Linked DNA regions of Homo sapiens: region 2 is linked to region 1. Evidence: chromatin loops called from intact Hi-C (ENCODE). Cell type or tissue: PC-9. All regions are shown on one strand. Links, peaks and the distances in the headings refer to the core of each region. The heading gives the core; the rest is flanking DNA. Region 1 has its middle 88 kb from the start of CUX1. Region 2 overlaps MYL10 (myosin light chain 10).

Region 1 (5,369 bases), core at 259-5,258:
CGACAGAGCGAGACTCTGCCTCAAAAAAAAAAAAAAAAATCCTTCTCCCTAGATGTTTCTGTGTCATCTCTGCTCTGGCCTCCGCCTTCTCCTTCCTCCTCCCGCCCCTGAAATCCTGCCTACCATCCAAGCAGAACAGTCCAGCCCCCATGGTCCTGTCTTCAATCCCAAAGCATCTGATCCATTTTCCTAAACAAGGAGGATTTGCGTCTAAGCAGAATTTGGTACTGGTTCTTAAAATAATGGATTTTTTTTTAATCCCATGACACTGGGATCAGAGTCATCTTCTCAGCACAGTTCCTGGCACTTCTTATGTTGCAAGGACCTGAACTGAATGGACAGAGACCCAGACCTCAGAGAGTCCAGGAGAAGTGAGCCCTACGTGGACCAGAGCAGAGCCGGTGGGGTGATAACAGGATGAGAGAAGGCAAACCAGCCCTGGCAGGGACTAATGAGGGCAGTAGCCTCTCCTTGGAGGAGCCAGAGAAAGCTTTGCCAGAGAGGTCACAGGAAAGCCAGTCTTGGAGGGGTTTCATGAGCAGAAAAGGCAGCTGGGACGGTCAGCCAGCAATACCTCTCCAAGATGTAGCACTCACACTGCACCGTAATCATTGGGTTCAGACCAGGCATGGTGGCTTACGCCTGTAATTCCAGCACTTTGGGAGACTAGGGCAGGAGGATCACTTGAGACCAGGAGTTTGAGACCAGCCTGGGCAGCATAGCAAGATCCCACCTCTAAAAAAAAAAAAAAATTAGCCAGCCATGGTGGCACGAGCGAGTGGTCCCAGCTACTCGGGAGGCTGAGGTGGGAGGATTGCTTGAGACCAGGAGTTAGAGGCTGCAGTGAGCTATGATTGCACCACTGCACTCCAGCCTGGGTGACACAATGAGGCCCTGTCTCTAAAAAATAAAAATTAAATTAAATTAAAAAAAATAATCCGGTTTAGTGTCTGCCTCCTCCATCAGACTGGAAACTCATGGAAGGTGAATGACAGGGGCTGAGGTGCAAGTTCAATCAGCCTCTGGCCCTGGGAGGAGGAAAGGGAAAAAGCAAGTTAGGGGATGGGACTGTAGTCGCAGCTCAGAGGCCCTGGGTGCCTCTGACACTGAGGCAGAAACAAGGGGGAGCATTAGCTGGATTTCTATCCTACACGTGTCAGCGGACGTGATGGTTTCAAACTGAAAGTGAGCAATTTGTGGGTCCTTGGGCCACACCTATGAAAGGCTTTTTTATTTTTTATTTTTTGAGACAGGGTCTGGCCAGCTATTTTGTTGTTGTTGTTGTGGAGATGGGGTTTCACTATGTTGCCCAGGCTGGTCTCGAACTCCTGGCTTCAAACGATCCTTCTGCCTCTGCCTCCCAAAGCACTGGGATTCGAAAGGCCTTTTATGTGAAACACTTGTGACCCACCAAAAATCCCATTGTAAGTCCTGTCGCTCTGACAAGCATCATAATCGCGCATCTGTCCAGAATTCTGCATTTAGGAGGAGGCTTTAAAGCCCACGTGCTCAGAGCTACGGTGTAGACCCTATACTCCACCATCCTGCCACAGGATTCAGGGAGCAGCTGGAGGTAAGATAATTGTAGGCTCCAGGCTCTGCACCCTGGGTGGGATTAGCATTAGTCAGTAGGTTTCTCTGTTCCCTCAATCTCCCCGCTCCCGGGACTTGCAAAGCAGTGAGAGTGGGCAACATGCCGTGTAACACAGTTAATTACACGTTGATTGCATTGTGCTGTAATTACTGTTCAGGCGTGTGGGGCTCCTCACCTGCACTGGATCCTGGAACTCAGAGAAAGAAGCTTCTGTCTCCTGTAATCCCAGCACTTTGGGAGGCTGAGGTGGGCAGATCGCTTGAGGTCAGGAGTTCAAGACAAGCCTGGGCAACATAGCGAAACCCTATCTCTACTAAAAATACAAAAATTAGCCGGGCGTGATGGCAGGTGCCTGTAATCCCAGCTACTCGGGAGGCTGAGGCAGGAGAATCGCTTGAACTCGGGAGGAGGAGGTTGCAGTGAGCCGAGATGCCACCAGTGCACTCCAGCCTGGGTGACAGAGCGAGACCCTGTCTCAAAAAAAAAATTAAAAAAAAAATTAAAATTATAATAAAAATAAAATTGATTGTAGAAATTGCACTAATGGATACATTAGAAGCCATTGAATTGTATATTTTTAATGGATGAATTGCATGGTATGTGAATTATATCTCAATAAAGCTATTACTTAAACAGGAGAAAACAAAAAACCCCAGCGACAATCTTCCTCAAGCTCCTTGGCAATAGGAGGCCTTGCCGTCCCCACCCAGCCTGCCTGAGTTCCTGCTTACAGTTGCTTCTTTTTTTTTTTTCCTTTGACACGGGGTCTCCCTCTGTCACCCAGGCTGGAGTGCAGTGGCGCAATCTCATCTCACTGCAATCTCCACCTCCCGGGTTCAAGTGATTCTCCTGCCTCAGCTTCCTGAGTAGTTGGGATTACAGGCACCTGCCATCATGCCCGGCTAATTTTTGTATTTTTATAGAGATGGGGTTTTACCATGTTGGTCATGCTGGTCTTCAACTCCTGACCTCAAGTGATCTGCCTGCCTTGGCCTCCCAAAGTGCTGGGATTACAGACGTTAGCCACTGCTCTCAGCTGCTTCTTAAATGCGGCTGGGGCCAAGCAGAAAAATGGCCCTCTCTCATGCTAGGCAAACGCAGAGCCCACTGGACAGAGTTCCCTGAGATCGAGGCAGGGATGACGCATGGCTGCCTTGTGACCAGCTATCTCTCCGCTCTCTGGTGAACTATCCCAAGCCAGACCGTGGTTTTGTAATTTGAAGTCCAAGGCCGTGAATCAACATAATCTACTTATCAAGACCAAAGGCTGCGGTCGCCGTGCATGTAGAAGGAATAGCTCACAGTGCGTGGCGCCTTCATGCCGGAGGGCTGGGCCACACCCTGGTGCACACTGGGGGTGGTGCCCAAGGATCCTGCTGGACTAACCAAACACAGCCCTGGGCCACACCTTCCCACAGGCCTCTCAGCCCTCTCAGCTCTTCCACTTGGAGCCTGAGAGTCTGACACCCCCCACCTCACCCCCAGTCAGCTCTGTGACTCCCAGTGCTCTGGCTTTGGGATTTGTTTTGTTTATTTTAGAGACAGCGTCTCTCTCACTGTGTTACCCAGGCTGGGGTGCAGTGGCGCCATCATGGCTCAATGCAGCTTTCAACTCCTGGCTCAAGTGATCCTCCCACCTCAGCCTCCAGGGTACCTGGGATGACAGGCATGTGCCACCATGCCCAGCTAATGTTTTAAATGTTTTGTAAATGTAGGGGGTCTATGTTGTCCAGGCTGGTCTCGAACTCCTGGCCTCCAGCGATTCTCCCACCTTGGCCTCCCAAAGCCTTGGGATTATAGGTGTGAGCCGCCGCACCCAGCCTGGCTTTGGCCTCGGCATTTACGTTATGTTGTAAAACACAAAACTTCAATCAGGGCCAAGTCTTTCAGCTTAAAACCCTTCAGTGCCTTCTGGGGATAAATACTGAGCTCTTGGGCCCAACTTGGTTTGACCCCTGGGAGTCCTACCCCTACTGGGAGCCCCCACAGCTCATCCTCCCCATGGCCCCTTCACTCCAGATACATGGGTCTTATTTTAGCTCTTTGGTTTTTTGTTTGTTTGAGATGGAGTCTTGCTCTGTTGCCCAGGCTGGAGTGCCGTGGTGTGATCTCAGCTCACTGCAACCTCCGCCTCCCGGGTTCAAGTGATTCTCCTGCCTCAGCCTCCTGAGTAGCTAGGATTACAGGTGCACGCCACCATGCCCGGCTAATTTTTGTATTTTTAGTAGAGACGGAGTTTCACCACATTGGCCAGGCTGGTCTCAAACTCCTGACCTCGTGATCCACCCGCCTTGGCCTCTCAAAGTGCTGGGATTACAGGCATGAGCCACCATGCCTGGCCTATTTTAGCTCTTTATAGTCCTCCTGTCCCCTCTTACCTGTGAGCCTCTGGGTAACGTCTTCAGCCTGTTATCTTTGCATCCAGCTAATTAGGTCACTTATTCCTACAGAAACCCATCTTTCAAGGAATGGCCATCCCTGCCAAGGCCACTGAGCCCTGTTGACCCTGGACTCTCTCCTGTCTCTTCCCTGGTGCTGGCCAGTGTGTCCACGTTGCTGTGATTGCTGAATTAATGTCTGTCCCTCCCTCCAGGCCGTGCATGATGACACCCCCTGTAGCTGCCATGGAGCCCAGCACCCAGTGGATATGCAAAAAGCCCACGTAGGCCGGGCATGATGGCTCACGCCTATAATCCCAGCACTTTGGGAGGCTGAGATGATCACTTGAGGCCAGGAGTTTGATACCAGCCTGGGCAACATAGTGAGACTCCATCTCTACAAAAAATTTAAAAATTAGCCACTCATGCTGGCGTGCACCTGTCATCCTAGCTACTTGGGAGACTGAGGCAGGAGGATCACCTGAGCCCAGGAGTTCCAGGCTGCAGTGAGCTATGACTGCACCACTGCACTCCAGGCTGGCCAACAGAGTGAGACCCTGTCTCTGAAAGAAAAGAAAGAAAAGAGGGAAAGAAAGAGAGACAGAGAGAGAAAGAGAGAAAGGAAGGAAGGAAGGAAGGGAGGGAGGGAGGGAGGGAGGGAGGGAAAAGAAAAGAGTGGAAAATTCAAGGTTGGTGTAAGCTGAATGAAAAAGCATTGTCCTGGAGTTGCACTTAAGCCCATTCCTGTTTTCAGCTTCTCGAACTCTCCCATTTTTCCCAAGCATAAATTGATCCCAGTCCTCCTCTACCTATAACCCACCAAGAGCTTCCCATTGTGATTATAATAAAACCTAAGCTCCTTACCATCACTCACAGGCGACATCACCTACAGGTCCTACAGGGACATGGTCCCTGCCTCCTCTTACATCACAGTGGGAAACTCTTAGAGGGTTCTAGGGGGAGAGGCGTCTTCCCTCCTGGATTGACATTTCAGCCACTTTGTGCCCCGACCCTCTCCAAGTTCATTTCCGTCTCCCTCTCTGCAGGGCCAGGTGATTCAGAAACTGATCGCATGCCAGAGAACCAACGACCCACTGCCCTTCAGCCTCTTCACAGGGGCATTTGCAAGAGAAGGAGTTTTTCTTTTCACCAGCGTCATTCGGAATTGCCAGGACAAGGTGATAATAAAAAGCAGACGGCTTTGAGTAATTTTATTATTGTTATTAAATTGGCTACAGACAAGGCATTCCCTCATTACCTGCACCTGGGAGGGACCACTTGCACCACTGCCAGCCCCAGCTCCAAAGGAAGACGTCCACCATCCGTCCCTCCACTGGGCAGGTATAGGAACAGAGGATGTGACCTCATGGCCACCCCATAGGGTCACCTGATACAGA
Region 2 (5,369 bases), core at 97-5,096, 110 kb before region 1:
AAAATACATCTTCTGGATATGAGATCTTGTCATGATCTACGTTGCCAGTATCTTTTCTCGTCCGGTGCCTTTTTGCATTCTTAACTGTATCTTTTGGTGAGCAGAAGTTTTTAATTTTGATGAAGTCCAACTTATCCACTTTTATGATCACAGTTATGTGTGTCCCATTTAAGAAATCCTTGCCTACCCCCTAAACATCCCTTGAAGCCACCTCTTCCCTTCTGACGTCTTCACCTCTAGCCAGCTCTTTGCAGCCAGTTTTCTCCCGTGCTTCTCCATTCTCCTCCCACCGATGTCCCCACCCCACTTTTTGCCCCCTCCTCTGCCTTCCTCACTGCAGTCAGCACCATATCCTGCCCAGGGACAGTCCTGGCTCCTCTGAGAGTCCCTGGGACCAGCACAGCCTCTGGCATGCACTAGGTGCTTAATAAAAGCTCCATAAATGAAGGCAATATCCCGTGGCTTAGCAGGGAATCGTTAAAACTGTCAATTAGCTCTAAACACCAGCTCCTCGGGAACATTTGAGCAGAGCCAGAGGAACAAAAAAGGTTTGGAAAAACCAACAAGATAGGAATGTTTCGTTTTCTCCCTCGCTGGAGCATTTACCGCACAAACTCAGACCTCATTAGCATTATTTATTCTTGCTTTGTCCCCAACCGTAGGACAAGGGAAGCCTTTTTCCTGCAGCCTCTGGCTGCAAGAGCTCCCTGTCACACCCCACAACAGTGTTTGCTGCCCCTGAATGTCGGGGAGACTTGTGATCCCCTAATCCTTCTCTTCACCGTGAGTGATGACGTAGCACAGGTTTCTGTAGTCCAGGTTGCCGCACACATCTGGGGGAAATGCTGCAAACATCTGCTTGACCTGAGAAGGAGCAGAGAGTCAGCCTGCACCAGGCCAAGTGGGGGCCAGAGCAGAGAATCCGCCGTGACCCACCAGAATCCCAGTTTACCTCCTCCTCACTGAAGCGGTCTGCCTGGGTCATAAGTTTTTCTTTGATGCTGTTCAAGGGAGAGACACAGTCATGTTCAGGGAACGGGATACCCAGCTTGAACATGCAGATCCCAGGGGTGATGAGGGGCAAGTGGGGGCAGGGGGACATCCTGGACCAGGAGGACATCAACCTGGGGCTGACCCTGCCAGCCCCCCCGATGGCCAAGTAGCTTCTGAACCTCGGTTTTCTCCTCCATGAAGTGGGCTTTCCTCCCAGCATCAGGTAGGGACCAAAAGCAATGACCTGGGGACCCCACCATGAGGGCTACTCTGATTTCCCATCATGCACTATAATCAAGCTCTGGATCATTGAGGGGAGACACCTCAGGTCCCCCACCGCAGAGCCTCTTTTGCCTGATTCTGGACACACTCTTTCCTCCAGCTTGTGACGTTCACTGACACCTGCATAGTGTTTTAGAGACAAGATGCCTGTGCTCTGCCAAGGGTACAGGAAGGCCTGCCCAGGTCCGTGTCCTCCTGGGCCTGCAAGGGCCTGCCCCCTCAAGCTTGGAGGGTCCTGCAGGGTTCTTAAGGGAGCTCAGTGGGCAAAGATGGGATCAGACGGCTGAGTGGGGCCTCGTCCACCCAGAGTGTCCTCTGGCACCGGCTGCGGCAGGCCTCGCTAAGGACCAATGCACATTTTCCATTATTTATGTTTCTGTGGGACAGTCACAGTTTCCAGCTCTCCAAGCCGGGGACTTTTCACAGACTCTGTTTCAACCAGAGCCTCCACCGTGGCCTGTCTGGCCTGCCTGGCCTGCAGCCACAGATCCAGGTCCCATGTCCCAAGGCAGTGCCTTCAGTTCCCAAATTAGGTCCCCAAAGGGTCTTCCCAGCCTTGTCCTTGCACTGGTGAGAGAGAAAGTGGTTGACAGTAGAGGGAGGGCTTGGGGTTACTCCGGGGGTGACTCTGATGCCTCCCCAGGTCCCCAGGATGGAGGTAGGAGCCACAGACCCCGAGGGAGGGGTGAAGGGGAGGACTGTGGACTGCAGCAACCCTCAGCATCCCCTCCCCATCCCAGGGGAGTATGTGACTCATGGTCTTGGAGTTGAGAATGTGTGAGACGGGACAGACCCTCTCCACCTCCACCCCTGCTGCGTCTGCCCTCTCCCTTTGAGATGCGAGAATCTCAAAACCAGCAAAACTAGCCTCAAAATGAAGGCTGGCAGCATTACAGTAATTGATCAGGAAGCCTGGGCCTGGGGAGGAATCTCACCTGCCCCAGGCCACCCTCAGGTCCAGCAAGGTTCTGAAGGGACTGCGTCGGCACAGCTCAGAGGTCAGCCCTGAATCTTGGGTCCTGGGAAGGCTGCCACTCCCCCGCCCACTCCTGCCTGCAATTCTTGGCTCTCTGTTCCCTTGCTGTCACTGGGTGGGGCACCCCTACCCTCATGATGGCAGCCCCGGTGCCTGCCAGACAGCTGCCTGCAGCCACTTCCCCTTCATGCATTCCAAGTGAGCTGGTCACTTTCCCCAATCCTTACTGCCCTCTTGCCCGAGGCGGTGCTGGCTACGATCTGGCTCAGTCCTCTCCCCAGACCCTGGATCCTATGGGCACTGGCCCCTGGCTCTTTGCTTATCTGTCCGCCCGACTCCATCTCGACGGCCATGACCCTCCTGGGAGCTGCAACCCTCTCCTCTCCTTCTCCAGGCTGGCCTCCATGGTGTCCTTGCCTAACTCCTCCTCAGGTTCTCCCATGCTCCCAGGGCAGACGCAGGGTCCAGGGGCTAGGGTGTGAGCGCTCCCCCAGAGGCCCCGCCTGCCGCTCTGTGCTCAGTCTCCCCTACACCACCTCCACCCGCACCCTCCAGCTGCAGCCAACTCTGAACAAACATGCACATGCCAAGCCCTGGCCCTCCAAGCTCTCTGTTCCCTCATCTAGAATGCTGTTCCCCCCCTAGCCTGGGCAACCTGCAGTCATTCTTCAAGATCTGCCTTTGCCCCCACACCCACCCCACTAGGAAGCTCTCCTGGAGTGACCCACCACTTCTTCTTTTTTTTTTTTTTTTTGAGACAGTCTCACTCTGTCGCCCAGTCTGGAGTGCAATGGCGTGATCTCGGCTCACTGCAACCTCCACTTCCTGGGTTCGAGCGATTCTCCTGCCTCAGCCACCAGAGTAGCTGGGACTACAGGCATGCACCACCATGCCTGGCTAATTTTTTTTATTATTTTCAGTAGAGATGGGGTTTTGCTGTGTTGGCCAGGGTGGTCTCAAACTCCTGGTCTCAAGTGATCTGCCCACCTCGGCTTCCCAAAGTGCTGAGATTACAGGCGTGAGCCACCGCGCCCAGCCTGACCCACCATTTCTTATCCATTTCTACTTCCACGCACACATAGAGAAGGGGACACCAAGGCCCAGAGAGGGGAAGGGACATCAAGCGATATCACTGGGCTGGGCAGCGGCCCCCCAGCTCCTGGCTTCTGGGAGAGGAGACTGGGCGACCATCCACCCTGACCCCAGCCCAAAGCTGGCTTATTCCCCTGAGCATTTTGGGGGAGTCAGGGGAAACTTACACATCGGCCTTGACGAAACCTTTCCCTTCAGTGTCGAACACTTTGAAGGCGTGGAGAATGGTCTCCTCTGGGTCCGTGCCTATAAGCAGCACATACAGGGCAGGGAGAGAGGCAGGTGAAGAGGGCCCCACAGGGACAGGCACAAGGCTGGGCAGGGGCTGGGGCTGGGGGCAAGTCCCACGGCCCCTGCACAGAGGCACAGCTCTGGGGAACTTCTTCCCCAACTTTCACTGCACAGCGAGGGCCGAGCTCACTTGAAGCAAGAACAAGGAGGGAAACAGGTAATTGTAATCATAGACAAGGGTACCACATATATATATTTTGTGAACAACCTGAGCAACTGTACACGGAGACCCTGATTGAGCATTTAATTTGTGCTTAGCCCTTCCCTATTTTACAGATGGAAAAGCTGAGACCCAGAGAAGTTAAGTGACTTGCCCAGGGTCTCACAGCTGCATGACCAGTGGTCTGGGTGAGGGGGCATGACTCTGGGGCTCACGTGTTACCCAAGCTGTGCACAAGAGGCCGTGGGTGGAGGAAAAAGAGTTCTGTACGTGGATGCCAAAAGGCTGGGGCTTGGGCAGTGTGGCATTGGAGGGGTCTGAGAGAGATTGTCCCGGCCAGAAGTGGGGCAGGTGGGCCAACAGGCCAAGGGAAGGGATTCACGGGGGCAGAAGTGAAGCCAGAGAAGTTCTGCTTTTATCCCGGTCACAGCACAGCCTTGGGGAGAGATGTCATTAGAAGAAATTAATCTGATACCCACAATGGGATTGAATGTGCAGCCCCCACATTGCACCAATGGGAAACTGAAGCCCAGAGAGAGGAAGGGTCTTGCCCAAGGCTTCACGGGCTGCGTGAATGACAGCAGGTGACCTGGCCACCCTCGCCCGGTGCCCTTTCCCCTTCTGTCACCATGTCCCCCTTGTTCACTGTGGATGCGGGGGTGCCCCCTTCCTTTCTTCAGTGCTCAAATGTGTCATTGGTGAAAGGGGACAGAGATGGTGCTTGCTACCCACCTCACAGGAGCAGCTAAGATAACATACCATTCATGGTAAGGTTTTAACGAACATGGGTTGATCAGGGCTGCAAATACATCTGAGCGCTCTATGCCTGCAGCTTTAAGATTTTATCCCCTGGAGCTCTGAGAGCACCCATGGAGTAGATGTGGATATCTTGGTTTATCATAGAAAAAACAGGCTCAGAGATGTTTCATTACTTGCCCAAGTCCCCACTGATAAGAGAAGGGAGGATTTAAACCCACCTCTGTGGACTCCAGAGTCCCCTGCTCCTTTTGTCACCCTGTGCTCTTGCCAGTCAGATTAGGTCAGCCAGGGCCATGTGCCTCCCTCATCAGACTAGGTCAGGGCCATTTGTTCCTCCACCATCATACTAAGTCAGGACCATCTGTGCCTCCCCCATTAGAGTGGGTCATCGCCATCTGTTCCTCCTGCATCAGACTGGGTCAGGGCCATCTGTGCTTCCTCCATCAGATTAGATCAGGGCCTCATCTGTGCCTCCCCCATCAGACTGGGTCAGGGTCATCTGTGCCTCTCCCATCAAACTGGATCAGGGCCATCTGTGTCTCCCCGATCAGACTGGGTCAGGGCCATCTGTGCCTCTTCCATCAGACTGGATCAGGGCCTTCTGTGCCTCTTCCATCAGACTGGGTCAGAGCCAAGTGTGCTTCCCCCCTCAGATTAGATCAGGGCCTCATCTGTTCCTCCCCCATTAGACTGGGTCAGGGCCATCTGTTCCTCCCCCATCACACCAGATCAAGGTCATCTGTGCCTCTCCCATCAGACTGGGTCAGGGCCATCTGTGCCTCCCCCATCGGACTAGGAACTAGCCAGGACTGGGCA

Evidence for each region. Hi-C counts contacts between places; a loop is a spot of excess contacts. Peaks named below come from ENCODE experiments on the same cell type or tissue, not always from the same donor. Only the 100,000 strongest peaks of a DNase experiment are listed, where the experiment ranks them.
Region 2: it touches region 1 in a loop (2.9-fold over the local background); 1 of 110 quality-filtered maps calls a loop at or near these places.

What each region holds. Positions count from the first base shown.
Region 1 is chr7:101,726,707-101,732,075 of GRCh38, forward strand. No RefSeq gene overlaps it. Among named protein-coding and RNA genes, the nearest start is that of CUX1, 88 kb to the right of the region's middle. In PC-9, for the core only: no CTCF peak of the experiment used is centred there; a DNase peak (open chromatin) is centred at 2,855; H3K27ac peaks cover 2,000 bases.
Region 2 is chr7:101,612,710-101,618,078 of GRCh38, forward strand. It overlaps MYL10 (myosin light chain 10), which reads right to left. Exons shown (of 8, transcript NM_138403.5): 6 at 3,511-3,589; 7 at 953-1,001; 8 at 621-864. The coding sequence ends at 766. Among named protein-coding and RNA genes, the nearest start is that of MYL10, 14 kb to the right of the region's middle. RefSeq lists enhancers at 1,226-2,153, 2,154-3,082, 3,083-4,010. In PC-9, for the core only: no CTCF peak of the experiment used is centred there; a DNase peak (open chromatin) is centred at 2,492.